2 separate regions of the Mus musculus genome follow, and region 1 is linked to region 2. The links are chromatin loops, found by intact Hi-C in ENCODE. Cell type or tissue: left cerebral cortex. All regions are shown on one strand. Each heading gives the region's core, and the rest is flanking DNA. Links, peaks and the distances in the headings are about the cores only.

The links. Peaks named below come from ENCODE experiments on the same cell type or tissue, not always from the same donor. Only the 100,000 strongest peaks of a DNase experiment are listed, where the experiment ranks them.
Region 1: it touches region 2 in a loop (3-fold over the local background); 13 of 42 quality-filtered maps call a loop at or near these places.

What each region holds. Positions count from the first base shown.
Region 1 is chr4:118,996,467-119,012,027 of GRCm38, reverse strand. Gm12865 (a long non-coding RNA gene) reads left to right here and starts at 13,991. Exons shown (of 2, transcript XR_868061.2): 1 at 13,991-14,962. In left cerebral cortex, for the core only: CTCF peaks have their summits at 6,860 (motif pointing left) and 7,643 (motif pointing left); DNase peaks (open chromatin) are centred at 3,895, 6,857 and 7,590; H3K27ac peaks cover 185 bases.
Region 2 is chr4:119,099,726-119,115,286 of GRCm38, reverse strand. Slc2a1 (solute carrier family 2 (facilitated glucose transporter), member 1) reads right to left here and starts at 6,542. Exons shown (of 10, transcript NM_011400.3): 1 at 6,315-6,542. The coding sequence starts at 6,332. It overlaps Gm52706 (a long non-coding RNA gene), which reads left to right and starts at 6,538. Exons shown (of 2, transcript XR_003955269.1): 1 at 6,538-7,510; 2 at 14,711-15,543. In left cerebral cortex, for the core only: a CTCF peak has its summit at 6,703; DNase peaks (open chromatin) are centred at 6,576, 7,241, 9,372, 9,758 and 1 more place; H3K4me3 peaks cover 4,837 bases; H3K27ac peaks cover 4,864 bases.

The DNA of each region.
Region 1 (15,561 bases), core at 3,852-11,851, 100 kb after region 2:
TAACTATGATTTTGGAGTTCAGTGCAAGCGTGTGAAAGGCGTGTGCTTCCCTGTGCAAAGGACACAACCCTGAATTCCGATTCCATACTTAGCATTTGTGTGGCTTCACATTCTTTTCTAAGCCTCAGTTTCCTTTTCGGTCAAAGGAGGCTAACGACTCCTACAAGGCTGCTTTGAAAGCTAGAAATGCTGTTAGCAATGCCTGGTCCAGAATCTGTCCCAGAAGCCTCTGTGTGAGAGTTTTGTATGCATGTGCACATGTGTGCTTCCCCAAGAGCATGGCTGCTTAACTTCCCAGAGTGGCCCGGGGAGCCAGCTGACTGCTCTGTCTGGATTCTATGCTGTGATTGCTCTGATTTCTGTCTGCTCCTCATTAGGAGAAGTAGACAGACACTGTCCCAGCTACACATCCCAGAGCCCACATCCTTGAGGACTTCCTGCCGCTTCAGACCAACTATCACATGGGTCCAGCAGCCTGGAAAGGAGGATTGGTGTGGTCAGGAGACAGGCCCCCCAAATCCGATTACTGCCTACGCCCCCCTGCCCCCCCCCAATCCGGGGCATTAGAGACTAAAGAGATTCTTCTTCTGAAAGGATCACCTGCCAGCACGTGGTGGTGGCCCAGCCAAGCATGGCTGTCGAGAATAGAGCCAGCAGTAAATAGGGCCATGATCGCAGTGAGCTCCCAGCCCACGGAGAGAACCAGGCTGGACCTGGGTCTGCCTGAGACATCAGAGTGAGAACAGCTGAAATCCTGGTCTGAAAAGGCACCTGTGTGGGGTGTGTGCATGTGTGGGCACAGAGTTCCCGGAACACAAGGAGCCTGAGGGGTTGGTAGGGGTGGGGGAGGGAAAGGAGAGACAAGGGCCTTCTGGGGAAAGATCACTGTAGGAAGAGCAGGCAGGCTGGAGTGAGGAGTGTGTGTCTTGTGAGCATGCTGGCTCCTGTGAATGTTTGCAGACACCCCACGGTGGGGGCCCTGGGGAACACCACAGCTGGCTCTTCCATTTTGTGGGGAAACAAAACAAGCCAGGGCTGGGAAACAAGTGCCTCTGCTCAGCCTCTGTGAGGACGACTGATCCCAGCTACTGTGTGGTCTCTGTCTTCAAGGCTTGAGTTGAAGGATATCAAACTGAGCTGCCCTGCTCCCTGCTTTTGCTGGTCTAGAGGGGTCTTGAGCTGGGGCAGGAGATGGACTCTCAGTGATGTCTGTCTTCTGGTCCATGGTAGGGGCTGGGACTGGGCTCTATGTTCCTGTCCAGGGTTCCCACACTATCCCAGAGTGTACATTCACACCTGGATCTGGTTCACCAGCATCGATCATCCAAATCTGGACCATGGAGCACCCAGAGAGCTCACAGCTCCAGATCATGAACACTGACTGGGCTCCAACATCCAGGCTGCAGAGAGCCCCGACCCTCTGATGGAGTGAAAACTCCATCCTAAGAGAAGATGGACCAGATGCATCAGATAGGCGTCCATGACATACATCTTTCTGGATTCAGAATCTTTGCCAGGACCCCCACATCCAGATAAGGATTCTCAACACCCAAACTCTGAATACTAAGATAAGATCCCAACATCTGGACCTGGCACATCTGCACTAGCTTCTAACTCAGACCCAGAAAAGCCCCACCCAAAGGCCACCAATCTCACCCAGAAAGCTCTGAGCTGACCATACTGAAAACTGACTCCCCACCCATCCCCCCGCTTGCCTCTCCCCATCTTTCCTGAATGAGCTCATCTTGAGAGCCCTTCTCAAGTTCCAAGTCTTTTATGGAGCAATCCCTCATCTCTCAGGATGCCCAGGATGGGGGAAGTGGATAGAAGGTCCTATCTATGCCCTTCTAGGGTGGTGCTGGGAATCTAGCTCAGATACCTAGTTGGAAGTGGGCGGAGAGAGCTAGGTGGGAACCTCTCTCAGAGACCCCGCTGTTCCTACACCGTGTGTCCCCAAACAGCCTGCAGGGTGCTGGGCACCCAGCCAGGAAATCCGGTGCAAACCCTTGAAGCTGGCTGGCCTGGTGGAGGTGGGTTGGGCACCATCAACGTGACCAAAGAGTCCCCCCTGGGACAAGGCGGCTTCTGTGCAGTCCCAGTTGATCCCTTGGGGCTTCAAATCCCATCCGGCTGACTGGGCAGCGTGGGAACAAGTGGTATGGCTGGGGGCCTGTGGGTATGAAGGTGAGGGGCCCATGGGCTGAGAGCTGTACTCTGGACAGGGCTCCCAAGTTCCCAGTTAATCGTGAAGTTTTCATCAGACAGGGAAAAGCTGTATTATCAACTGATTTGTCCTAGCTCCCTGCTTGGTTAAAGCCATTACCTGAAATTAGGCACCATAATCAACTGTTTCCTTGAGAGTTAGATAGCATTTTATTCCCAATTGATAAACCAGAAATGAGAGGCTCAAAGAGTTCAACTAAGGTGGAAAGCTAGCTGGGTCTGCGGCTCTCTTCTGCCCTCCCCAAGCATGGAGTTAAGTGCAGGCAGCCAGCTAGCACGCTGGCTTTGCTCCTAGGTGATCACAAAACAGCTAGAGGGAAGCCTGCAGCACAAGGTTGGTGTGTGCTTAAGGTCTCCTTCCTGGTCTTTCTGTATGATGGATCCCATAAATGTATTCAGTCAATCTCTTGGTTAACAGCCATAGGGCCGGAGGGAGGAAACCAGATGAGAGCAGAGATGTAGGAGGAGAGAGTGGATTGGATGGAATCAAGGAAAGGGCTTCCCAGAAGTCTCTCTACTCTGTCCACACAGATGGAATGTCAGGACCCAAAGAAAGGGCCACAGTGGTGGAGATGTGCAGAGATCCACCCCAGCTCCTGGGAACAGAATAAGGAATTCCAGTTGCTGTTCTGGAACTAAAGGCCCGTACACATTCCGCGTCTCTTGTTTGTTATAGATGAGACAGTTTGGGATGGCAGAGGCATGGGGGTGGCCTGGGGTGGGAACGTGCATCTCTGTGGTAGTCTTATCTGTGCATGCCTCTGAGAAGGGACCTGCCACATCTTTGGAGCAACGGCTGGACGTGGCTCTGCGGGTCTGGGACGCTTCACCTTATTGGCATCTTTGTGATCTCTCCTGACCCCCGTGTTTCTGGCCAAACTCTTATCTGAAAATCTTGCATATATCTGGGTTTCTGCCCCTATCCCTGCTTTTTCTCCAGCTCCAAAGAATGCCGCTGTCCTGCCTGAATATGCAGAGGAATGTGGAGGGCAAGGGGAGAGGGTAGCACATGGCCCAGGCTGTTGGCCTACTGGCTATGGAAAACTACTGAGGCCTCCTGGAGCCCAGCAGGCCTGGCCAGACAGGCTCAGAGCCAGGCTCCACAGCAGTCGCTCTTCCAGGCCCCTCCCACTCTTTTCTCTGCAGCCTGGGGACCTGCTGAGATGGGTCCTGTAGTAGGCAAGCGAGCACGGCCTTTCCTCCCACCATCAGCCAGAAGGTCCGCCAGGCCTCTGCCCCTCCCTGGGCGTAGGCATCCCTGGGGGCAAAGAGAAGGGAGTGGGTTTTTTTTTTCCTCTGAAGTCCTTCCTAGGCCTGACATTCTCTTCATTCTGTGAAGGTTAAAGGACAAGTCTACCTTTGTTTCAAGGGCCTCCTGAAAGCAAGAATTCTAGACTCTCTGATCAAGAAAGGTTCCTTATGATAATCTGGTCTTACTCCCCCCCATGTTCTCAGATCCACGGTCTCCCCAAGTTAGCCCTCCATCACGGCTCTTTCAGCACAGGCAAGAAAAGCCGTTTTGTTTGGCTTGAAGGATATAAACGTTTTGACAGATGGAGGTAGGGTTGAACTGACAAGTACTTTAGATGGGGTGGGCGTAGGTAGGCAGGGGAGGGGTATGGCCAAGAGACAGAGCAAAGGTGGGTGGGTAGGTGGGGTAGCTGAAAAGGGTTTGAGCTACACAGAAGGGTTCTCAGATCCCGGGAGGATGGAAGGGCTGCTAGCCTATGGGTTGTTCTGCTCAAAGAGCCAGCTATGGATGCACAACAGGGTGGGAACTCTTGTGGCTAACTGTGCAAGCCTGATCCGCTCCCTTCTGTATGGTGCCCCTCTCGTCTCAGCTAAGAACAGCCTGTCTCTCTCGGGGTTGTGAAGGGTGAATAAGTACGTGAAGTCTAGGTACAGCCCTCCATATCTGATGTGGTGTAGGACGTGCTCAGTCACAGACACACACAATGGCAGGCCTGGCACTGGAACACATGCCTGCAGTCCCAGCAGGAGGCTGGAGACTCTGAAGGTCAAGGGTCAAGGTCATCCTCAGCTGTAGACTAAGTCTGAGGTAAGCCTTGGCTACCTGAGAACTTGTTTCAAAACTGAGGCCTTGTCTCAAAACCAAAACAAAACAAAGCAAGGGTGTGGAGACATGATGGCTCCGTGTTAGAAGTGTTTGCTGTTCCTGCAGAGGGCCCAGATCTGGGTCCCAGCACTGCCATGTGGCTAGCAATCTGTTGTATCTCCAGTTCCAGGGTATTTCTGACATTTCCTTTTGGCCTCCTCAGCCTCTGTATACACACGGTGCACTTACACCCATGCACACAGAATACACATAAACTAAAAGTAAATCTTTAAAACAAAGCCAAAACCCAAAATACAACCCCCAAACCAACCAACCAACTAACCAACCAACCAACCAACCAACCAACCACTCCTACCTCCTATATTTTTGACTAGTCCAGAGGTCCAGAGGGACAAAACAAAACCAGGGGCCAGAAGGAAGCTGGTCCCCGGAGTGGAGTGTCTGCTGGTCCATAATTATATCTCTGAATGAATGGAATAAAGGGCTAGGGAAGTCCTCAGGGGGCTTGGGAGCTGCCTGAAAGTGGGAAGAAAACTCCCACTGAGTGGCCTTGGGTTTTGGCTCTGGGTGGCCACAACCTAGGAAGCCTGTTATGTTCCAGAGAGCTCGGACCTTATCCACGTTCACTACCAGGCCCAGGGCTCCAGGCAGGTGGGGCTGACACCGGAGCAGGAGCCTCTCCGGTGCTGGGCGGTGTAGGTTGGGTTGACGTTATCCAAAGGGAATGAAGAGACAGGAAAGGGCCCCAGGTCCTCTTCCACAGGATCAGAGCGGCGGTCAGAGGGGGCGGAGGAAACCTGGGTGACTGTAACCAAGGACACTTGGTCCCTAGGTTTCGAGGAGGACCGCTGGGTGTGGTGGAGCGTGCCCTTCCTCCCTGCACTCGGCAGGCAGAGACAAGTGGGTCTCTGTGAGTTTTGAGGACAGCTTAGTCTACACAGGAGGCTCCACGCCAGTCAAGGCTACACAGAGAGACCTTGTGGAGAAGGAAAGGAAGGAACACTTGGACAGCCCCAGTCTGAAGAGCTTTGAGAGCTAAAGAGACAAGATAGAGACTTCAGTGGAATCCTGTTTGTAGAGGGAGGCAAAAAACCAAGCTGCGGCCAGCTGAGGAGACTTGAGGGCAGTGAGAGAAGTGAGGCAGAAGGCAGGGCTCACCTCTGCCCAGAAGCTTGCCTGAGGCCTAGGGGATGGGTGGAGGCTGCAAGACTTTGAGCCTCCAGGTGAGGTGGGGAAGGCTCATGCTGCCCAGATAGCTCAGACGGAGGGACTATGGCTCAATACAGCTAAATGGCTTGTACAAAGTCACAGCAAAGTGGACAAATTTCATTATCATACATACATACATACATACATACATACACACAAACAAACAATAACAGAAATTTATTTATGTGGGAAATGGAAAGCAATGTAATGCACATGCGAATTGCTTGCTGTGGCCATAGCAGTAAAACGTGGTCACTGGAGAATTCTAGAGCATTCTAGGCAGAAGCAGGCCTCAGGTCCCAGGTAGTAGAGAGCTACCCAATGCGAGTGCTAGATTCCGAATTCTGGTCCTTATGACTGAACAGCAACCACTCTTAACTACTGAGTCACCTCTCACGGTTTTGTTTCTTTGTTTTGTTCTTTGGAGATAGGGTTTCTCGGTGCAGCCTGAGCTGTTCTGGAACTCACTCTGTAGACCTGTAGGCTGGCTTCCGACTCGCAGAGATCTGCCTGCCTCTGCCTTCCAAGTGCTGGCCTCAAAGGCATGTGCTGCCTCCTCTCAGCCCAGCTACTATATTTTTTGAGACAGATCTCTATTTAGCCTCAAGCACACAGTCCTCCTGCCTCTTGAGTGCTGAGATTTTTGGCCTGTGCCACCACGCCTGGTCTGAGCCACATGTGCCTGCTGTTTCTGAACCCTGTTTGATGCAGCAAATGCTTTCCCTCAGCCATAGTCAGTCCTTGAGGAAGGTCCCTTGTACAGTCAGGGGAACGAGGCTCACAGGTGAGAGCCCACTCAAGCACTTTTGAGCAGAGTAATGAGGAGGTGGGGACAACAGGGCCACTGGTCTGGGAGCTCAGTGTGCATGGGCTTGGGACCCTAGGGTCTCAGAAGGGTTATGGAGGAATTTCTCAAGGCCAACTTCCATCACCATAAACCATGGAGTCTGTAGAGATTCAGTGTGAAACTGCTCCTTGCCTCATGAGTCTTCGGGTCTTGTGGAACTCATTTGAGCCTCAGTTTCTTCATCTGAAAAATGGGAACCATATTTTTTTTTTATCTCTTGCCTGCTGAGGACTGGTGAGAATTGAATCAAATCAGACCCATTGTTTGATGTTGAAGAGTGAATGTTTGGAAAACACTTTGCTGTTTATCTGTATCATATCATTAACCTCGTGGAGATCAGTTCCTTTTTTTTTTTGGTTGCATATTCCAGACAGGAAAACCACAGTTTGGAGAGAGAAGGTTCTCTAATCAAAGAGTAAAGTTGGTTAGTAGGGATTGAAACCCAGGTTTCTAAAACTGAAGGCAAGATCAGACCATGAGTGGGGAGTTGCCGCCCTCTGCTGGTGAGTGTTGGTCACCCTGGAAGGGAAGAGTAGCAATCTGCCTTAACTAGGAAGGGGATGGCTGAGCCCAGAAAAAGCCCTTTCAGCCTTTCAGCCGCTGGGCAGGATGAGTGCAGATCTCAGACAACAGTTGTGGCAGGCACAGGGCAAATTCCAAGCTCTGTTGGGTTTCAAAGTGCATGTCTTCAGGACTGACAGCTGCTTTGTCGGGAGGAGGGGGGTGTTGTTGCAGTATCATGATTTAAAACTCCACTACATTGCTCTTTCTTTTAAAAATTTATTACTTTATTACTCACTTTATTTCTTTATTGTGTGTATGGTCACATGTGTGCACTCTTATGTGTACGAGTGCGTATGGAGGTCAGAGGATAACTGGCCTGGTGTCAGCTCTCCTACCATGTGAGTCTGGCAGATCTAACTCATCAGTCTCACAAGAACCTTTACCCACTGAGCCCGCTTACTGGTCCCACTGCTGTTTTAAAAAATCTAATTATGTATCTATGATACAAGTCAAAGAAGAAATAAGAGATTAAAAAATAAACCGGATCCATTTGGGGACATTTTTATTCTGGACTGACAAATGTTTGTCATGGGAATAGCATCATCTTAAAAACTGCTGCAGGCAACACCCGGAGATGTGCAGCTCAAAGAGCTTTCTTGTTTGTCCTCATTTTATAATTGCTGTAACCTTATGAGGAAGTTGTGTGTTTTTGTTTTATACATACTAAGTTAAACTCAAGGTCACTCTGGCCTTTTTGAAACCAGGGAACTTTCCAAGTCACCATGCTGCCACCCTGTGGCATCCTCAGGGGTTACTAATAGGGCCATGGCATTGTGCCCCACAGGATAGATACCCAGTGCTTCCCAACTCCTTCCCCAGGGAGGGGAAGCTTTGACGTATCAGATACAACTAGAAGCAAAAACTTTCACAAAATAGTAGGCTAGTAGGCTATGTGATTTCTGTGGAATGCTGCCCCCCCCCCCCCCCGGCATACGTGTCTCACCAGGGTGTCAGGCATCATTTGCTAGTCCACTCATCAGACATTAGCAGTACGGAGTTCAGCATCAGTTCTGTGTATTGGTGAGGGGTGGGTTTTGATGGGGGCTGGAGAGCGGTGCTGTTCTGTGGAGACAGTGGAACAGTACGCCTCCACTGTTTACTCTGCCAGGTAAACCTTCTCTCAGGCTGGAGCTTCTAGCGAGCGGGGTTCCTGGTTCTCATAATTGTTGGAGAACTTGTTCTTCAGTGAACCAAGGAAGTTTGGGAATTTTTCCTTAACTTAGTGTAGACCATTGTTAAGGTCTCAGCAGATCATTGCAGTAGGCTTTTGAGATAACATACTTTTATATCAAGCTCATATATCTAACCGCTAAATTAAACACAGTCAAAAAATTGTGTTTCTGAATTGAGGAGATGGCTCAGCAAGCAGGTAAGGGGACCAAGCCTGACAACCCGAGTTTGAGCGCTGGAGCCCACATGGCAGAGGGAGGAAACAGACTCTTGCAAATTGTCTTCTGGCTTCTAGTATGTGTGCAGTGACACTTGTAGCCCTAACCCCGAGACAAACAAATAAATAATAAATGTAAAACAAAGTACATTTCTTTCTCCCTGCTACAAACAACATCCTGAGAATCAAATAAATACCCCCCCAGGGTTTTTCTGATACAAATGGGTAAAGTCTGTCCCCTCTGGTGCCCAGTCACACTCCTTAGTCCTCTTTGGATCTTTTGGAACTTGAGTATTGCTGTGTGTCTGGAAGTGTTGGGAGCTGAGCGAGGGTCTGAAGAACAATCAGTCTGCCTGCTCAAGGTGGCTGCCTCACACAAGATAATGATAGGATCAACTGCAGAGGGAGAGGGTGACTTTTTCATTTCTTCTTTTTTCTTTAAATAATTTACCTATTTTTATTCTATGTGCATTGGTGTTTTGCCTGCACATATGTCTGTGTGAGGGTGCCAGATCCCCTGGAGTTACAAAAGACAGACAGTTGTGAGCCACCATGTGGTTGCTGGGATTGAACACAGGACCTCTGGAAGAGCAGCCAGTGCTCTTAACTGCTGAGCTATCTCTCCAGCCACTTTTGGTTTTTGAGACAGGGTCTCTCTTTGTACCCACAACTGTCTTGGAACTTATTATATAGGCCAGGTTAATCTCAGACTCACAGAGATCTGCTTCTATCTCCCCAGTGCTGGGGTTAAAGGCCACCACACCTGCCTTAGCTGGCATCTTCAGGTGGGCAGAAGGGATGTTTTTATTGGTGAAGGAACACTGATATAATTTGGGGGATTGAAAGGGGTTGAAATTTACCCAACATTCCCATTATAATCTTGTAATTCATTGTTTCTTTACCAACAATATGATCTCAATCACACCGAAAAGGAGATTAATTTATATGAAATTTGGTCAACCACAAGAGCAGATTGTGGTTTGGGGTTTTCAGAAATCTAGACTTTGCAGTATAAGGAACCAAGTCCTTTCTAAGCACAGTGGTGCACATCTGTGATCGCAGCCCTTGAGGCAAGGCAGAAAGACTGAGTTTGATGTTAGCCTGGGTTCTGTAGCACTACCTTATCTTTCAAAAGCACCCCCTTAAGACACTGTGTCCTCTTGCATTCTGTCCGTGTGCTTAGTGGGGGCTTGGAGCTCTGACATCCTCATAGGCTTTTGCTAAGTTCTCCAGCACTCCCTGAGGACGCCCGCACATTCCACAGCCCTCACGTTCTTTATTCCCACCATGATGATCTATGACTATAGCTGCTTGGTGTGCGAAAGTCTTGCTTGTCAAAGGTCTTTGGCTGTCATATTTGCAGGTTCTGACGTTGCGTGCTGTGGACTGACACTGTCCTACTTTTCTGACAGGAATAAGGCTATCACCACTTTACAGCACAAGAGCTCTCATTCAGTTCCAGGGCACATCCAATATAGAAGAGCCTGGTTGGAAGCCACGGCGTGCGTTCTGGGAGCAAAGGGTTTAATACAACACTGGAAGCTTCAATGGCCGCAGGAATGAGGGTGTCAGGGTGATGCCCAGAGGCCAGATTTATCTGCCCACCCCAAACTGGAAAACACACGCGGGAAACAACAGTTTCCAGCTGTTAAACACGAGACCACCAGAGTGATTTTGCAGAGCAGGAGTCAGATAGGATGAATCTTTCAATATCTATGCTTAGTGACTGACTGTACACCTGTGGAATGCCAGCGATGTCCCTGAGCTGAGACACAGAGAGAAGACTGAGGGAACTAGAATTTTCGCAGCAGGGTGCCAGAGACAAGAGATCTGCTCAGAAGAATCCTGCCTGCGGAATGTCAGAATGTCCTTTACGGCAGTGTGCTGATGAGTGTGGAGAAATGGGCCAGGATCAGAGCCAACGCTTCCTTAAAGGCAGGGCGTGGAGGGAGGGTGTGTCCTCAGCCAGACAAAGCAGAGAACCTTACAGTTCAGCCTTGCCTCCGCTCCGAATTTGCTACCTACATTCAGACCTTTGTTCTGATCATCCTGATTTCTGGTTCTGTGAAGACAGACTGTTCTCTTTGTACTCCGTGCCTTTGCACATTCTGTTCCTCGTGCCTAGAATGCTTTTTTTTTTTCAGTAGTTATCTGATGTTCAAGAATTTTTGACCCCGGGAAAAAAATTACAAACTGCCCACAAACACAGTCCAAAGGGTGAGCGCTTCTGTGCTTTCCATAGCTCCAAAATATTAGCAGTGCTCGATTTAAATGAGATGTATACAGCAGAGCTTGAGGGCACACACCTTTAATCCCAGCACTTGGGAGGTAGAAGCAGGTTGATCTCTGTGAGTTCAAGGCCAGCTTGGTCTACAGAGTGGGTTTCAGGACAGCCAAGGCTATACAGAGAAACCTTGTGTTAAACCAAGCCAAACCAAACCAAACCAAACCAAACCAAACCAAACCAAACCAAACCAAACCAAACCAAACCATGAGATGTACTATCAAGGCTCTGTTGAACCTACCCATTTAAAATCCTTTTAAAGCCAAGCTTTTCAAGTCCTCTGTACTCCCTGCACATATGTAGCAGATGTGCAGCTTCATCTTCATGCGGGTCCCCAACAACTGGAGCTGGGGCTTACACTGACTCTGTTGCCTGCCCATGGATCCTGTTCCCCAACTGGGCTGCCTTGTCTGGTCTCAGTGGGAGAGGATGTCTCTAGCCTTGTAGTGACTTGAGGTTCGAGGGTGGGTTGGTACAGGGTGGGGGTGGGGGTGGGATTGGGGGTGGGGGGGCAGGGAGCTCCTCCTCAGAGGTGAAGAGGAAGAGGGGATGGGGAAGGGCTGTGTGAGGGGGAAGTGGAAGAAGGGCCTGTGGCTGGGATGTAAAGTGAATAAATAAATAAATTAATAGAAAGGGAAAAGAAGCCCCCCCCCACCCTCCCCAGAGAAGAGAGAAATTTCCAGAGGGAGAAGGGGAGATGAGAGTACATGCTGGCCAGACCCAGCAGGGATCCAGAACTCTGGGAATGCCAAGGCACGTTTGATGGCGGTGTACTTTTAGTGACCCTAACTGTAGTTGAAAAAAGTATTTTTAAAAATATATTTATTATTTGATTGTGTGCTCACACCCCACAGTGTGCATTCGCATGTGCACGTTTGTGTGTGTGTGTGTGTGTGTGTGTAGGTCAGAGGACAACTTGTGGGAATCCATTCTCTCCTTCCACTGTGCCTTCTAGGCATTGAACCACGGCTTGCAGCACAAACACCCACTGAGCCTCCTCAGTAGCCCTCGAAATCAAGTCTGATGGGGACCTGCGGCATCACTGAGGCTGACAGTGTTAGATTCACACTACGTGGATTTCCTGAGTGACACCAGGTTGATGTTCAGAGATCACTGCTGTGGACCTTACAGGTTTTGCTTCCCTTCCTGCACGTCAGAGCCTTTGAAGGGCTCTTGTGCGCCTCCAGTGACCGGGCAGCAGCCCCTCTGTAAACTATTTCTGTTTAGCGCAGCCACAGGAGGCTTTGTTGATTTTTACAGTGACGTTTTGGGATGGGGAATTTGGACATTACAAAGTCTTGTAAGTTTCTGCCCACATCCTCCTGGAAGGAAGTGCTTATAAAGCTGGATATAACTTGGCTTGGGGGGGGAGGGCCGTTTCCCACCGAGAGTTCAGAACTACAGTCTTTACTGCCTCACAAAAACCACTGTTTTTCTTTTTTGAGACAGGGTCTGACATCATTGCTAACCCTCCGGCCTCTACCTTCCACGTGCTGGGATCGTGGGCATGTGCCGCCTTGTATCACCTCATGTCACTTTGTACCACTGCGTCTAGCTGAGTTCTGCTGTCTTGCCTGAGCTGAGGATGTGAAAACCCTAAAGAGGAAGTGCACTGTAAAGGACTTTCCTTTTGAGGGCCTCATCATTCTAGAAGGTTCCTTCCCGCTGACCTCCTCCCCCAGGGCAGCTCCCCTGCGGTTGTGGGTGTGCACCTGGTTTCTACCCACGTTGCTGGCCAGTTTGCCTAATCCTGTGGCACTGTTATGAAATCCTAATTACAATTAAGAAAAAAGTCTGAGCAAAACCCAAGATACCTCCGGATTTTATCATGATGCTCGTTAATCTCATCTTCAAACTTAATGTCAAGTGTTTGTCTTTTGCTTTTTGAAAAAATTTTTTCTTAACATACAATTTTTTTATCTGACTTTATTCTGTTTGTACGTGTATGGGAATTTTGCTTACATGCATGTCTGTGCACCACATGTGTGTCTGCAGAGGGCAGAAGAGGGCAACAGACCACCGAAACTGGAGGTACATACAGTTATGTGGGTGCTGGGACTCAAACCAAGGTCCTCTGAAAAAGCAGTCAGTGCTCGTAACCACTGAGCCATCTCTCCAGCTCTTACTAGGTGTTTCCTGATCACGAGTATTTTAGCGAGGCCAGTTGCTTCGCTCCGTTGAAGGAAACAGCTCTCACTTCCAAGAAAAAAGAGACGGAACCAGATCTGAATGGCCATGGCCTGGGGACAGATTTTGATTTCTCCAAACACCATGGTCCAATGCATTTAACAGCTTCGTGAAGTTCTGTAGGAACAGAGCAAAGTAAGCTGTAGATCAAGACACTTTCAGATACACTGGTCAGAACATCAGGCAGGTGATAGCCAAGTGTTGGGATCCAGCTGTAAGCCTCCTGCTATCACATGGCATTCTTAGTCTTTTGCTTAGTGGAAGCTAGGGGCTTAAGGGTCTGTACATCCAAAGGGTTTCTCTAAGGGTCACAAAGATGCTAGGTCACACACAGAAGAGGGTGATAAATGGCTATTGAGAGGGCTAAGGTGCTCCAAGATAATTAGGCTCTGGACTTGCAACATTCTCTCCATGTCATTAAAGTTCCCAGTGAGTCGGTCAGCATCTGTGGCCACAGCTCTTTTCCAGGAATTTCCCTTTCCCATCTCCCACAAACATCTGGAATGAGACTGGGAAGTTCCAAACCAAATGACTCTTCTGGACTCTTAATTGGATTTGTATTGAATTTATAGATTAATTTGGGGAGCCATGTCATTTTTATAAGGTTGAGCTTTCCAGTGTGTGACATGGCTGTGTAGGTGAGCATTTGGTTGGTCCTTTGAAAAGGTCTGTCAATGAGGTTTTATAACTCCCAGGTCTCCCCTTTCCTACAGGGAAACTGCTTCTCTCAGGAATTTGTCACAGAGCTGGGAAGGAAGGTGAGAACCTGACTCACACAGACACTTAGAATTAAAATCTTCAGGTCAAGGACATTGAGATGACTCAGGGGGTAAAGCACCTGGGGACAAGTTTGGTGGCTTCAGTTTGATCTTCAGGACCCTCCACCTGGAAAGAAAGCTGACTCCCACAGGCTGCTCTCTGCTCTGACCTCTGCTCTCTGACCTCTGCTCTCTGACCTCTACCCATGCATTTTCCTGCAAGTGACATAATTTCATTTTTATTTTAAAATTTACTTTATCATCTTATATGTATAAGTACTTGCCTATATGATCAAGCGTGCCTGGTACCTGAGGACGCCAGAATTGACTGTCAGATCTCCTGGAGCTGGAGGGACAGATGGTTTTGAGCTGTTATGTAGTTGCTGGGAATCAAACCCTGATCCTCTGGAAGAACAGTCAATGCTCTTAACCACTGAGCCATCTCTTTCACCCTTCTTTATGACTGAATAATGATCTACTGTGAATACATAGCCTGTTTTCTTTATTCACTCGTCTGTTAGTCTGAACCTGTAAAACTATTGTGACCGGTGCTGAGCAATACGGATGTGCAGGTTATTTCTGAGGTACGCTAACTTAGAATCCTTTATACTTATTCTCGGCTTGCACAGCAACTCTATTTTTAGTTTTTGAGGAAACGCCATGCTGATTTCTCCGTGGCTGCCTAGTATGCACCTTCACCAGCAATGTATAAGGATTTCCTTTCGCTGAGTCCTTGCCAGTGTTTGGTATTTGTTTTCTTTCATTGAAGATTTATTTTATTTTTATGTGTATGTGTCTCTGTGAATATATGCTGTATGTGTTCAGGTAGTTGTGGAGGCCGGAAGAGGACATCAGAACCCCTGGAACTGGAGTTGTGAGCCTGGAACTCGATGGTCTTGAGCCACCATCTGGTCATCTGCAGGACTGCTGAACTACCTCTGCAGAGCTTATCGGTCCCCCTAATGACAACTGTCTTAGACAGGATTGTGGGAAGCGGGTGCAGCCGCATGGGCCTAGATGGCGCCCTGGTCCATTGCCAGGTCCCATGAACCCCACATGTTTAACTGCCTTGCCTGAGCATGCGCAATGAGGTTGCATGTGTGGGCTGCCTGCCAGGCTGGACTGTTCCTCGTGATCTGGACCTGTCAGCCTATTGGTGATCGACCTGAGCTTGTGCCTGGACTGATTGGATGAGGTGGGGTGGAGCGAGATGAGGTCAGTTGCCAGGAGTTAAGAGTATAGCGCTTGCTGCAAGAGGAGCTAGGAGAAGAAGCTGCCGGGGAAGAGAGCTATAGGCGAAAAAGCCACAAGTAAAGAAGTTGCTGTGTGAACCCGCCTTGGTGTCCGTGTTGTTCTTGTCTCCGTCGGAGTGGGACAGCGGCAAGTGGTGGCCCATACGGAGAACTCATCACATTGGTCGGCAAAGGTAAGTAAAGAAAGTACAGGCCTAAGAAAATTTTGGTAAGAGCAGTGATAAGGAAATTTTGGTAAGCAGCGGTAAGGAAATTTAGGTAAGTGGCCAGTTTAGAACCTCTTTAGTTAGACTGTAAGAGCCTGTGGCTACCTCTAAATTCTGTGTTTTTATCTAAACAATACTGAGATAATTTGGAATTTTAACTTACAAAAATTCTACTCTGTCAGAGGTACATGTCAACATTTATTGTAGTTATCTTAAATGTTCCCTGTTAATTCATTTTCTCTTAAGTTTTTTGTTGTGTTTAGTTCTTTTTGATACAGGGTTTCACCATATAGGCAAAAGTTTCATTTTTGAGAACCCAGATCCCCCCCAAAAAGTCTCTGTTCTGATCCCTTTCTGTCTTATCTTCTGAGCTTTGTGCTCTGCATTTACATAAGTATTAAGTATTCCACTTCGCTGCAGTGTATCCCACTTCTTAAGTACTTTATGAAGACTTTTTGTTAGAGCTTCTCTTAAAATTAGTACAGTGAATGATGGTCCCTGTGTGGTGGTCCCTGTGTTCACATAGGTGCATACACACAGGAGAGAGGATCTGGTCCTTTGTTAGA
Region 2 (15,561 bases), core at 2,954-10,953:
GTGCTGCTGGATGCAAAGTCAATACCTGAACTGTGCCGGATTCTAAAGCCTTTCAGGTAAAATTCACACCACCCTCCTTAAGCAGCTGAAAAGGGTATTCTACACATGGTGGGCAAACAGCTACCTCCTTAGCCTGTAGGAGTGGACCCGGGGAGGATAAAGGGATCCCAAAGAAACAGACACCTCTATGGTATACTCGGTAGTATGTTGGCACCAATTCAGCAGAGATAAAATTAATATAAGGGCATAGACAAATGTCACCGTCACTCTCAGTAAGTTTAAGCCTCATCTCTTCCACTTTGGTGACTTTATGAAATCTTTTCCTTACATCTTCCATTCTCTTTGAGGTTTTCCTAAGACACTGCTGAATGAGATTGTGTTTGAACATGCTCCCAGGACTACCTGAGTGAATGCAGATTTTGTTATTAACTGAAGTACACTCCTGCCTGTGTGACTTGATATGTTCGTTGGCAGCCAGGGCAGAAATGAATATATGTAATGTATCCAGTGGCCAGTAGTGTTCTTTAAAAAGGTACAGGATCCCTTTCTCAAACACAGCAAAACACATCTGCAATGGAATAGTATGCAGTTGTTGGAAAGAATGCAAAACATCTGTACGTGCTGGAAATAAAGCCCTGGGGTGGCTCATTAGAAAAAGATAAACCAAAAACAAAAGCCCCAGGCATAATTATATTGTATTTGAAAAAGAGTTCATGGCCCAAAGTTCCCTGAGTTGCTAGATGTAAAGGCAATGCCCTAACTGCGCAGGGCACTGAGTACTTACTTTGGGTTGGTGAACGGGACAGGCTGCATGACACCAAAGTGTGAGCCATTAAACCAATATTGCACTCGGGCACACATCTATACACAGAAGGGGTCCCGGGAGTAAGCACTAACTGTGAAAGCCGGAGACAGATGAATTTGTTCTTCTAATTTTTACGCTTCTCCTTAATTTGCTCCATTACTTCTGTGATTTTTAAAATCCAATTTTATTTTTCATTCCCATCTGGGAATTTTACTGGACACAACCCCAGGGCCTGGTGAGCCCACCACACTGCCTTGAGAAGTGTTAGGGAGAATGGCAATTCCAGTGCGGCACTCTAGATGAAGGTTTAACTTAGCTGGGAGACATGGCTCCCAGATTAGTGAACAGGTCTGCTTTTACAAGTACAAGTTTAGAGGAGTGGGGAAAAATAAAATGATAGTATGGTAGGGTAACCTCCCTGGTCATGTAAGACATGCGTCCAGTGATTAGGTGGTGGGGACAAGGACAGGGTCAACAGACTAACCCACACGATGAGGCAGTGAGAGGCAACTGCCTGTGGGCATGACATGCTAATAGCTCTGCAGTACAGAGGTACTTGATACTCTGACTGTTGGGGTCAGAAGAGCTCTTTATGGAGAAGATAAAGGTAGTGCTGAGACCAGAGGCCAAGTGTCTGGGTGAGGATGAAGATGGCACTATGGCCACACAGTACAGTGCCAACACAATGATGCAGCTCACAACACTGATGGCAAAACTGGCTAAACAGGCTACTATGGCCCATACTCAGGCCAGTGCCCAGCTGAAGAAAATTACTTCAGCAGCTAACACTACTATCCAGAGAGCTGATGCTGATGATGCCACACCATACTAGCCATGTGACTGATGTGGCCACCATTGGCAGCACCCAGGGCTGTGGTGTGGACCATGGGTATGGGGTGGGATGCTCTGGCACACTTGGGGGCCACCTGGAGTCACCAGGAGAGCTGGGCAGGAAGCCATGGCTCAAGCTGGGGGAAAGCCACAGCTTGATGCTCAAGGAAAGCTAAGAGGCACTGTTTCCTTCATCTCTTTAGCTGGGTTCCTCATCTTTCAGTCAGCAGCATGCCTCACAAACACCTAAACTCCTGACACCTGCTGCTGTGAAAACAGACCAGAGAGCTAACAGTCCTCAAACTTTGGTATAGAGGATCTACAAAAGGGAGCATAGGCTGGGGATATGACAAGGTAAGAAAGCAGTTTCAGGGGCTGGTGAGGTGGCTCGGTGGGTAAAAGCACTGACTGCTCTTCTGAAGGTCCTGAGTTCAAATCCTAGCAATCACATGGTGGCTTACAACTCTCTGTAATGAGATCTGATGTCCTTTTCTGGAGTGTCTGAAGACAGCTACAGTGTACTTACATATAATAACAAACAAACAAACAAATCTATCTTTAAAAAAGAAAAAGAAAGCAGTTTCAGAGTAGCCCTTCCCTGGACACTCCCAATTTCAAGACAGGGGACCTGAGCTGTGGATTAAGCAATTTGGACAAATGTTCTGAGCAGTAAACTCACCTAGACAGTCAACACCTTCATCATCTGGGGTCTGGCAGGAATGCTCTGCCTTTTCTGGATGTCAAAGCCTTGGGGTAAGCGAAGGCCAGGCTGGAGGCCCAGTAGCCCCTGGCTCAGCTACTGCAAATCTCAGTGTTTCTGCAGAAGCTACTGTGCCAGGCTTGGTGGCTGAGTGACAGAGCCTCGGGCTCCACTCCACTCCTCCCTGGGAGGGAGGTAACAATTGGAGATTTGTTTTGTGCTAGGCCAGCCTGGACACAACCTCTCTCAGCCATTGAGTCCCGCCAGGAGCTTTCCTGGCCTCTGCTATCCTGGGACAGTGGTTGCTAGACTGAATGGCTTTGTCACCTCTGTACCCAGGAGAGAGGTGAGGGGTGAGGCTGCAGGCCCCAAGCCAATGTTGCACACTTTCCCCTTTGTTCCAGGCCTCCTAGCTCTGCCAGTGGGGGTGGGGGATGTTGATGTTTGTACCCTTGGTGCTGGAGCAGATCTCTAGGCACTGATGCCCTGTATCCAGGAGGTACCCAGTAAAGCTGCACTCCCTGAAGTCACAAGCTGATTAGAGGGGGATTTGGGGCTGACCCAGCCAGGGGGAAGGGAAGGCAGAACCCAAGGGTGGCTTGACACTAGATAAGAATCATCTTGGGGTTGTTTACATTGCTTACTCATCTCAGCTGAGAGGAAAAGGGGGTCTTTTCACTTATGATAGCCCCCACCCTGATCGAGAGCAAGAGGACACAGTCTTAACCACCATTACCAAAGAAAGAAGCTGAAGCTCCCAGGAAATCCACTTCCCTTCACAGAAGCTTCCTCACGTGTGCGTGCAGTCCTGAGCCCCACTGTACCCAGAAATGGCTGGGCAGTCCTGAAGGCTGGGAACTTCTGCCCACTTGGGATGGGTGGAAGATGGTACAGAACGCGGGATAAGAGAGGGGAACTCCATCAACACATCAAAGTGCCTCAAATCTTGACACTCTTGTCTTGGCTCTGACTGGCCTCAGTCTCCTCCTCTGTAAAAGGGAGTGTGACTAACCCATGGCCAGGTCTCTTCTTCAGTTGCCTGTATCTTCAGGCTACCTGCAAAGGTTGGCCGCGTGTTTGGGGGGAGACACAGCACATAAACTTCGTAAAGTTACTTTCCTCTGAACTTTAAGGTCATCATGGCAGGAACTCCCATTTCTCCTACAGTGCAGTTGTTAAGGCCTCACATATTAGACAAAGGCTGAGCTGCACAAGCCCTCAGCACCATGTGGTGCTTTCCTAACTACCTGAGTGGCCATCAGAGAGCTGAAACAGAAGCCCAAGGTAGGACAGGCAGCCACACTGGCTGGCTTAGCTCTGGCACCCTGCCCATCCCTCAATGTTCTTTCTCCACACCAGATTCCTGACCAGTGAGAGCTTTAATGACTTCCCTAAGTAACACTTACAGTTCAGCATCCTGACCCTCCAAAAGCACATGCCGCTACGCTCAGAGGTAGCTTTCAGCGGAGGTTGAAGGTTGCTGACGTTTATTCAGGGCCCAGCGTGGCATGGGAAGTCAAGGGACATCTAATAGGGACTGGCAGACACACTTTGGGTCTATTCTCTCCAAATTAATTCTATCTATCTATCTATCTATCTATCTATCTATCTATCTATCTACTTACTATAGTAAGACAGGATCTTACTATGGCATAGCTACTAGCCTGAAACTCACTATAGAAACAAGGCCAGCCTCAAACTCAAGAGATCTATCTGCTAGCATGCCCGCCTTCACTTACTTACTTGTGTAGAATGGGGAGAGACACACGCTAGTGTGCACATGGTGGTCAGAGGACAACTTGCAGGAATCAGTTCTCACCTTCTACCTAGTGAGTCCCAGGAATGAACAAAGATCTTCATGCATGGCTGTCAAGTGCCTTTACCATTCAGCCATCTCTCTAGGCTTTTCCAGACTAAATTCCTACCGTCTAATGATTAGGACTGCTGCCATTCTGCAGATGAAGCAACCCAGCTAAGTGAAAATTCAAAACCTCACTATGAATCTCAGATACTTATGATCTTCTACTACCGTATCCTGAAGAACCCTGTGATTTTTAAGTAGTTTTATGTTGCCTGCAGAGGTTGAGCCTAGACAGGACGGCCAGGAGGAGGTGAGCCCCGGCTAGCCAGGAGCTTCCACCTGCCCCTCCCTATTTTCATTACTAAGCTCATTACTACAGAGTACACCAGAGGCTCGCCAGACCTCTAAACAACTCTCCAGAACTCCGTTTTAATATACAACACAAAAGGCTGTGGCCTTGATTGGGAAATCAGCCACCTCCAAAGAAAGGGAAGGGCTTTTCCCAAGAATGTACACAAGATAACTAAAATGTGCCTAAACTAGGTATAGTGGCACCATGCCTTCAATCCCAGCATTCAGGAGGCAGAGGCAGGCGGGTCTGAGTTTGAGGCCAGTCTGGTCTACAGAGCCAGTCCCAGGACAGCCAGGGCTACAAAGAGAAACCCTGTCTGGGGGGGAGGGGGGGGGCGGGGATTCTATTGTTGTAAATAACAGTGCAAGTGCATGAATTCATCGCTATAGATATAAACCATGGGGAAGGAGGGACTGATCTATAGATGGAGCCAGTAGGGAAAGTCTGGGAAGCTCAGCAGAGTAAGCGCGCCCATCCACCTGCCTGCGGTGGCATTTACTCTTCCTGCTGCTCACAATTTAGAAAACACTAGTGAAACCAGCCCAGACCTTAGGAACTGTGTGACTTTAGGAAACTTACTTCCCTTTAGTGTTCCTGGTAAGGAAGCACAGGACGACATGTAAAAAGCAGTTTAGCCATGAGCCAGGTGATCAACGAGCATTGATTTTTTTTTACCCTCTTCTCTACTCAGAATATTCATCTTATCAGCTCAAAAAATAAATATCAAGCGGAGTGTGGTGGTACCCGGGCTTACAGCCTTCGCGAAGCAGAGACAGGCGGATCTCTGTGAGTCTGAGGCCAGCCTGGTCTACATATGAACTCTAGGGCAGACAGGGCTAGGGGATGATGTCTCCGAAACAAAAGCAAAATCCAAGGAATTTGAAAGACGGAGATTAACCTAGGTCTGAGAGAAAAGTTTTACGCGGAAAAACCAAAGTTCGGAGTTTAAGTGGCATCTGAGAGACTCCCGGGCCTCAGTTGGTTTTTGTTTTGTTTTGTTTTTTTGTCTTTATACTTAGTTACATTCTATCTCTATCACTGTGGCCCTGCAGAGACTGTCAGTACGACCATCCGGAGTCAACTGGAGCTTCCTTTCCTGAGTTCCACCAAAACACCCCCACTGCCCAGTAAAGGCAGCCAGGGATTTAACACATGCTCGCACTGTTCTTAACTTTAAACAGGTAAAGGGGGGGGGGCGTGAAAGTGCGCATCCTTGAGCCTTCCTACATACTAAGACGGGAAAATCCAATTTTATTTTAATTTAAAAGGGACTAGAACTAACTCTACACAAAGCAAAGGCGGGACAAGAAAGAAACAATGTCGCACATCCAGGAGGGGTTCCGTAAATCCGGCCCATACAGGGCAAGCCTGATCACAGGTGAAGAGAGATCTTATCCAGTCAGTAGCTTGCCCCGGGGAAAGGCCCCACATCCCTGGAGGACTGCGCATCGTGAGGTCCTCAGAGCTCGTCAGCCCCCGACCCTGGCCTGGAGGAAGTGCCTTCTCCTCCTGGCCACCCCCATGGCCCGGGTTCCGGGCGCGGCGCGGGCTCCGGGCGGGTCCCGCCTCCTCCGCTCCTAGCCGGGGCCCGGCCGGGGGCTCGGCTCTTTTAGCCAATGGGCGCCGCGCTCCGGCCCCCTCCCCCGCGCGGGAGGAGCCGCCGAGGTCGTGCGCGACGTGCGGCGCCTGGGCCCCTGATCCGCGGCCCCCGCCCCGACCGCGTGAAGCGCGCGGCGGCTGCGTGAGGAAGCGGGGACTCGGACAGGCGCCCCGGCCCGCGCTCGGCAGCACATCCCTACCCGGGACTCCCAGCCCCGTTACTCACCTTGCTGCTGGGATCCATGGCCGCGCTGCGCTCGAAGCTCTAGCTGTGCCGGCTGCGAGACGGAGAACGGACGCGCTGTAACTATGCGTCTCCCGCCAGACCTCCACGCCCTGACGCACTTAAGACCCCGTAGCTCAGATCGTCACTCTACAAGCAAGCCTCTGCTCTTGGGGGAGAGCGCGCGGAGCTGCCTTTTTATAGGACCGCCGCCATTGGTTCTGGGGTGTAGGTGGGCCCGAAGGGGGCGGGGCCTGGGGAGCACGTCCGGGGCGGGACTCTGAGAGGCGTGGTTCTGTGGGGAGGTGGGGAGGGACGGAGGGCTACTGACCACAGTCTGGCTCTGGATGCTAGAACCTGCAGTCCCAGGGTGTGCGGGGCACCCGTTGGGGGCGCTCGCTGTGTGGCTCTGAGCTGGTTTGCACACCTCTCTGAGTCTCAATGGCCACTAGCAAAATGGTAGCGCTTGGTGCGGGGCTGTAAGCCAGCGCTAGGACTCTGGCTTCCTCACTAGGCTGCCGGATAACTTTGGTAGACTAGTCATAATAATAGTACAACCTCCTGGGTTATTAGGAAGATTAAACGAGTTAGTATTTGGATGGTGTTTACAACCGCGTGTGTTATGTGTAAAGTGGCATTAAGTTCATTAGAGAGACCACGGGAGGTCTGGCTCCGAAGCTGAATTCTCTCTCCTTGCTCCGTGTTCCTGTGCCCAAGGCCAAGCTCCTCTTTTGCTCCTAGACACCATGCCCACCACTTCTCTAAGCTGTAAAACCACCACCTCCCTCCATTTCTGACTTTATGGTGACACCTAAGTGTGAAGACCAGAGAGGCTGGGTGTCTAAATGGTTAAGGACATAGAACACCTTGGCATTGAACCAGCTCACCTATAAACCGCCTCTAGCTGGTCCTGGGCAAGCTCCCAGCCAATGAGCAGCGGGTTTCTCCTGGATAAAATGAGATTTGTTATCAAACCCTGGGCTATGAGAATTACAGGTGAGCTCCTGGAGTGGTGAGTAGGACAGTCAATAGCCTCTGTGGTCCCTCCAGTCCATGTCCCATCTAGGTTCACCTGAAGGGGGGATCTGGGAGAAATGACTTTCTGTTAGAGACAGGAAGCTGAGCTGTGTGCCAGGTGCTGGCCTAGGAGGGCACCCTAATTGAGCATGGACCCCTGAAAAGTAAAGCATGTGGAACTGGTGAGTCTGGGGTTCCCCTTCTCCTCTCTCCTGATCACCACTTTGCCCCCCCCCCCCCGAGTTTCTTCTGCTGACTGCAAGACCTGCCTCCTCTGCTCTTGCTTTCTCCAACCCTGGACCTGTTTCTTTCCTTCAATACATATGATGCAGGGCTGGAACAAGGCCCAAGCCTGGTCTCCCAGGCCCTTTCTTAGGGTACCAGTTCACAAATTCAGTCGCCCCCATTATAGAACTGCATGCCTATATCTCAGCCAACAAGTCACCAATCAGCCATCTTTTTTCTCCTCTATGACGGACGGTCCCGTGCTAGTCAGTGTCCCTAGGACAGAAGCATGAGAGTCTGTTGCTAGCTTCAGGGAGTCCCCAAGCTGGAGGGACAGGGAGAGGGGCAGTGTAAACCATATCAAGGATGAATACAGGGTAAGTCTCCAGAGAGAAGTGTGTGTGTGTGTGTGTGTGTGTGTGTATGTGTGGCTCTTTGGGAAGAGGGAGGTGATGCAGAGCAGGGTTTGGAAGGTAGTTCAATAGGTGGCTAGATTATGAAGGCCATTCTTGACAGAAGATTAGATACAAAGGTGGCAGACAGAATGATTCAAAAAGATGGAGAATCTTTAGATAGCCTCTGAACCACAAGCTTCAGATGCTGGAGTCCCAGCTCTGCCGTTTACTTGCCAAACATCTGCACGCATCTCTTCTCAGCTTCAAAACCCACATCCATCTCTAAAATGGGTCTAATAGTCTCCTCCTGATTTGAATAAGGGTTTCTCAAAGTAATTACACTAATACTTCTGGTTGTGCTTTGTTTTGTTGAGACAGGGTTTCACTATAGAGCCCTGGCTGCCCTGGAACTCATTATGTAGACCAGGATGGCTTCAGATTCACAGAGATCCACTCTCCTACCAAATGCTGGGATTAAAGGCTTGTGCTACCAGATTCTGCACTAATTGTTGGTGTCAGCATTTCAGCCCAGTCCCATGGTACCATGGCACCATGGCACCATGGAAAAAGCAGAGTAGCCAGGGAAATAGTGTTACTTTCCCCCAGTTTCCCTATACCTGCCCAGACACAGATCCCATTGTCTGCTTGGAATTCCACTTCTCTGTCCTCTCTCTGTAAATGTTTTATAGCCCCTGGAGGCAACTGTTTAGAGGCAAATTTACCAGGAGCTATGGACACTAGATCAGAGGTTAGATTCTTAGGTGGACTGTTATCTTGGAGACTGAGTCCTTGGAAACAGAATTTAACCCTGTAGAGAACACCAAAGAAAGCCCACGAGATACAAAGCCTTAGGATAGTGTGCCGCTGAGAGAGGGATGTGGACAGAAGCCCGAAGAATTGGCTTCTTGTAGTTATTGGCTCCTAGAAACTGGGGAGCAGGGAGGGGGGACGCCGGATGGGGGGGGGCAGGGGGAGAGGTTGAAGAGGTAGTTATAAAGACCCTGGATGCCATCCATCTAAGTAGAGGCCAGAGCTTTCATTACTGGATGAGCAATGGGGCGCCATAGAAGGTTTCAGAGAAAAAGAACCTGGTGACAACTCAGCATACCCAAACCCGCCCCTACCTAAGGCTTCTAAAGGGGAAGGGGTAGGGGTTTCACAGCGACCACCCAGACCTGGTGAGACTTGCTAGTCTGTTCCTACACTGGCAGCTTTGTTCCCTGGAGGTGACTTCAGCCCTTAAAGGAACCAGCTCTTCCTGGGTTGTGTTCAAGCTGCGCCAGCCCCTACCAGTCTGGAAGAAAAAGTGCTCGCAGGACTTAACGGGGAGGGGCCAGGTGCACAGGATGACTCCGGCGAGTGCCTGCCTGATGCGTGTCAGACGGCACGCCTGTGGACCCAGGGCCTTAGAAATGGGCGGTGCTTTGCGGGCGGGTCCTAGCCGCTACGCGGAGTAAGAGTGAGTAAGACAGCCCGGAAAAGGCTCTGTTGCCTTTAAAGGCAAGTGTTCCTGGTAGGGCTTGAAAAGGCTTTGCTGAATCAGTGGCAGCTGATGTAAGGGGCGCAGGCAGGGGCTGAGAGGGGGAGCCCTTAATCCGAAGGCTGTTTTGCAACTCAAATCCTCCCGAGGAAAGAAAATACGTTATCTGGACTCAAGGAGGGCATGCTGAGCCAGGCAGGACAGTTCTCTGTGTTTTTGTATTTCATTCTGATTTGCACACCTGCTCCAACCACCTGCTCCCAGCTCATCCGTGTCCCTTTCTGATCATTTTGGGTACCTCTGCAAGCGCCACCACCACCAATGATCTGGGGGGATGCTGAAAGAAGTATCCCTCTTCCACTGTGTCCTGAGCGCCACGATTGGCTAACTGCCCCCAAGGACAATGTTCTGGGTGTCCCACAGGTGCTCACAATCACCGTGCTTAAATCTATACTCGTCATTGCATCCCTAGTCTCCCAAGTGTCCCAAAGGTGGTACTTCCAAACTGTTGGACTCCTCGCCCTCATTATCCAATGTCCAGCCAACCCGTGGCTTCTGCCCTTCCAAAGGACTATGGGCCTCCCTCACCTGCTCTTCACTCCCATTTCTTAGGTACCTTCCCACCTGACATGACCTTTTGTCTCTCAGTACCACCCCCTGCTTTGAGCATTTTTCCATGGCATATGACAGCATGGCTAAACCTCTCAGGCATCACACGAAGGGTCATATGCAAAAGTGTGTTTTTGCAGGCACATAACATGCAAAACCTTCCTGAGCGCATAAGTCTGGAGGACAGCTCTGTCTGGAAGGGAGGGGCTCCGTTGGGGGGGGGGGGTGCTGGGTAATCAGGGTGAGGCAGCTGGAGAACCAATGAGCGGCTCTCCTGCTTCTCTCTTTGCCCCAAGCTGATGTGACTCAGCAGCTCACAACAACTAATCCCATCTTTATTGAAAATTTTGATGCTTTGTCTTTCTTTTTCTTCCTATTTTTTTATTTATAATTTCTCAAAAATATGGCATTAAGGACTGGAATTGAACCTCAGCGTTGGAGGGTTTGCTTAGCCTGGATTTGATTTCCCAGCACTAGACAGAGAAGTTGCATTAAGATTATTATTTATTTTTACAACTGGGTTCCGGGGCACCTTCACCCACCCCTGCCGTGAACTTTACTTGGGATAGGAGGACCTGTCTTGCCACACCCAACTCCTGACCCTGTTGCTGTTTCTTCATGAGGCTAATGATTCCCCAGATGTGTTTTGTTTGAGAAAATAGAGAGCTGTGGATGTTTCTAATTTCTGCATTTGTCTAATGCATATTGGACTTCTGTTTGTTCTTAAAGTCTTTATGTGGTTCTAGGGAAATGTCCCTTGCCTGTGTCTTCCAGTACCTCAAGCCACCAAAACCAATAGCTGCTACACACTGGGTCTCCTAACACATTTCCCCCCACTTTTGTTTTATTTTGGATGTTTTTCATTTGTTAGTTTTTCGGACAGAGTCGCATTATGCCAAACTCAATCCTCCTTCTTAGCCCCCAAGTGAACAACTACCTCCTGCTTTTTCTAAGTGTGTTAAATGAGACAGTACTATAATCCAATTAATTTAATTAACTCAGGAATCCTATGAGATGAATGTTTTTCTCTACATTCTCTAAAGAAGAAAAGAAAGGCTCTACAAAGCAAAGAAATTTGCCCAAATCATATAGGTGGTAAATATTAATTTAGTAGATTTTGAAAACATGGGGCCAGTGAGATGCTCACTGCATGAAAGGGCTTGCAGTGCACGTGACTATGACTCAAGTTCAAACCCTAGAACCTACATAGAAAGACAGAGGCTGCATCTCTAACCCCAGGATACCCAAATTGAATGGGAGGTAGAAACAGGAGCTCCTGTTGGCAAGACAATGGTAGAAACAAGAGAGATCCTGCCTCAAAAACAAGGTGGATGATAGAGGGAGAGAGACTAACAACATTCATGATGGAGAGAGAGATCGAGCCACAGAAACACACACATACACAGACCCACAGAAGCACACACACAGAGACCCACAGAAACACAGAGAGGTGTAAAATGAATAAAATTTAAAAACAAGGTAGAAGCAGAGAACAGACTGCAGAAAAGTTGCCCTTTGACCTCTGTGTGCCATTACTCCCACACTCCCACACTCCCACACAAATCTTTAAATAAAGACTGGACCAGCAACACTTGTCTAGGCCCCTGACCCAGTACCAGCTAGGCAACTGCCTAGCCTGGTTCTAATCAATTAGATTACAGTTATTTGAGCCTTATCTTCCTCAGAGATAAATATCTCTCCGGGGCAAGTCCTTTGTCATTCCCAGCTTCCCTTGGTTCAGCAAGTTAGTTGGCACCGGAAATAAACTATAAATGCTTAATGAGTGACAGAACCAAGGCGTAAGTGCAGAAGGAGGTGACAAGGTGTAAAGGACAGGACTCAGAGAGAGACCTGCTTCATGGTGTGCCTTGGGTGTGTGACCTGACCTGAATGCATCCTGGGAATATCTCCACCTAAAGAACTGATTGTGACTATGGAGTGAGAAAGTAACCATTGGGTGATCATCGCCATACAAGTACTTGGATAGTGGTAGCCGTTACAGCCGGGTTTTTACATCCTCAGAGCCCTGTTTACTCCAGGGTTGCAGGCTTCTTCTGTCTCTTGCAAATCTGCATGTTGCTATTTTTCTAGGGACCTGGAGAGAGGATTGGATGTGGGCCCAAGACCTCTGTTCCTCAAACCTCAGGAAAGACCGAGTGCTAGGAACCTGAAGTCTAGCCTTAGCATCTCCAGAGGTGTTATCCTAGGGCCAGTCTTTCCTGTGGACTTTTCTCTCTTTAAAATGGGCCTTGAATACTCTACAAGTTGTTGGTTGGGCTCTGAGGTGGGTTCTATACTTTGTCCTGGGCCTAGCACACAGTAGGCCTTTCATAAAGATTGGGTGTGGGGAACAATAAAGAGGAAGAGACCCTGAGAAGCTCAGGGCCCAAGGGAAGGCAGCCAGCCAGCCTTGGCTGGCTTGCTCTGAGAACTGGCTTCTACAGAGGTGTAAACTGGGCATGCGTTTCGCACTGATATAACCAGCAAGACACCTTCCCAGGAAGCTGTCCCTCCTCCTGTCCCCATCCTCCTCCACAGGGAATATAAGGCAGGCGGAGGGAACTGTTGCTTGGATGTTACTATGGTGCTGCTGGTGGAGGCTATGGTGAGGGACGAATTTAGTAGCAAATTGAAACTTGAGCATCTTCTTCACTTTTATAATCCACCATGCAGTCAAAAGAAAGCCATCATAGCTCACCCCTAGCAGGTTACCTGTGTCCGTCTTTCCTGGCTGTCCTTGAGGCCCCCACCTGGCTGTCTCCTGGCAGTCACAGGCACGTTCATCAGGAAGAGCTGGGTGACTCACCCTGGTGCTGGAGCTGACTCATACTTTAATGGAGTGAAATCCTAGCCTTATAGAAGGTTGAAATGAGTGTCACAGATCCAGGACAGGCTAGTGCCTTAGACAGGGAGAGTACTGTGGCTGGGGACTCACGAGGAAGGAGATTTACGGTCAGTCCGGGCCCTATGACAAGTTTGCTAGTTGACTTCAGCTGCTCATTCTTCTTCAGATTCTTCAACTTTATAATGAAAGTATTTCAACAGGGAACCTGTACCAGCCACAAACAAAACAGAGCCCCTCTCTGTGTGGGGACCTGGTGGAGAAAGGTCAATTTAAATTATCTGTGGGACCTATGGGTAGTAAAACTAAGGGTGTTTTTTTTTTTTTTCTTGTTTTCTTCTTTTGAATTTTTTTGTTTTGTTTTTTGTTTTTCTATCATGAAGAAGTAGCCATTGGGTAATTTTTTTCCTCTCAGGAAAATGAAAATAAACACACACACACACACTATACACACACACACACACACACACACACACATATATATATATATATATACATATATATATATATATATATAAATATGGTACATTAATGCTGGTATTTGTGAAGGCCGTGTAATCACTGGCCAGGGGTAGTAGTCTTAGTTTTAGTAAGCTGGGGTCACTTAAAGCTCTGTCTCCCTGGAGCTAACAAGGGTGAGGATTCACATGTGGAAGCTGCTCTGGAAAGGGCTGCAATTATTCTGAAAACTAGATGTAGGAACAGCAGCGTGCCTCAGCCACTCCACAGGAGAGGAAGCACCTCCAGACTCAGTGGTTTTAAACAGCAAGGATGTATGGCTTTGGGACCCACTGAGTCATTGCACAGGTGGCATTTCACATGACATCAGCTGAGGTCACTCACACAGCTGTGTCTGTAGACACAAGGTTGGGCCCATCTTTCCATGTGCTATTTATTGTATCCCCCTCTGCCTGTTGCAAGACAGCATGGCTTCCCTTCAGCCTGGCAGCTGGGTTCTAAGAGGACAAGCCCCGATGTCACGAGCTTATTGACCAGTTATATCAATGTAGATCATTCTGGGTTTTGATTTCTGTGTCATTTAACCATGAGCATGTCTCTGCAAGTAGAAAATTTCCCAAAACAATATGTTTTTGGTTTGGGTTTGGTTTGGGTTTTTTTTGAGACAATGTCTTGTATTGCCTAGACTGACCTTAATCTCTGTGTAGCCAGGGATGGCCCTGGACTCCTGACCCTCTGGCTCCTAGCTCCCAAGTGCTAGGATTATAGCTCCATTGCATCAGACCTGACACAGTTTCCTTTCCATTAATTTATTAATTAATTTATTTATTTACTTTACATCTTGATCACAGCCCCTCCCTTCCCCCTCACACAATCTCTCCTTCTATCTTCTCTCTCCTGAGAGAATGGGGCCCCCTAACTGGAATACTTTAGGTAGTTTTCATTTTGAGGCAATTATAAATATAAAATAAAAGTTATAAATAACTTAATTATCTTATTATAAATTTTTGTGGGAGAGGAATTACAAAGTGAAAAGGTATTCTGTGACTTTTAAGATTTTGACATATTGTGCTTCAAGAATGATACATTTTTCTGCCAGGCAGTGGTAGCACATGGCTTTAATTCCAGCACTTGGGAGGTAGAGGCAGGCAGATCTCTGTGAGTTCAAGGCCAGCTTGATCTACACAGTGAGCTTCAGGACAGCCAAGACAGAGAAACCCTGTCTTAAAATACAATATATATATACATTTTCAACATGTGGTGTCTTGGACCTGTAATCCTGTTACTGAAGAGCCTGAGGCAAGAGGGTTATGGAAAGTTTTATGTCTTGTTTTTCTGCCTGCTGAAATATGAGTTCCCTGCTTTCTTTCAGATCTGAATTGCTGCGTGCGAATTCTAGAGTGAGGACACCCAGAGCTCACCGCTTTGGTTTGCTTCTACCTGCACGTCATATTTTATTGTTGTTTGTCAGTGTGCCGTAAGCTAGGGTTATCCAGGAAGAAGACCCTAAATTAAGAAAATGACTCTATAAAGATGGGCCCATAGGCAAGTCTGTCAGTTTTTTGTTTGTTTGTTTTTGTTTTTTTGAGACAGGATCTCTCTTTGTAGCCCTGAACTTGCTTTGTTGACCAGGTTGGCCTTGAACCTCCAGAGATTTGCCTGCTTCTGCCTCCAGAGTGCTGAATTTAAAGCCTTGTACCACCATGACCTTCCAGCATTTTCATGATTAATGATAGATGTGGGAAGGCCCAGCCCATGGTGGGTGATGCCAACCCTGGGCAGGTGGTCCTGGGATATATAAGGAAGCTGAGCACAAGCCATGGGGACTAGGGGGAGCAAGCCAGTGAACGGTGTTCTTCCATGGTTTCTGCTTCAGTTCTTGCCTTCACACTGCTACTTTGAGTTCCTGCCCTGACTTTCCCCAGTGATGGAGTATGATCTGAGAGTTGTAAGAAGACATGAACCCTTTTCTTCCCAAGTTGCTTTTGGTGGTGGTCGTTGGCCCTGCATAGCTGGGTCCTGGAGCCCTGAGGGGTGATAAGGGGAGGTTCGGTCTGTGGCTATGTTCTATAATGCTGAGTTCTGCACCCGAAGGTCTAAGCCTATGAGTGAATCCTTGGGTTTACCAGCGTTTGTTATGCAAATCTTGCTCCTTGATTGAAAACTATTAGTTAAATAAAATTGGCTACAGCCAATTACTGAAGGGATTAGTGGTGCATGAGT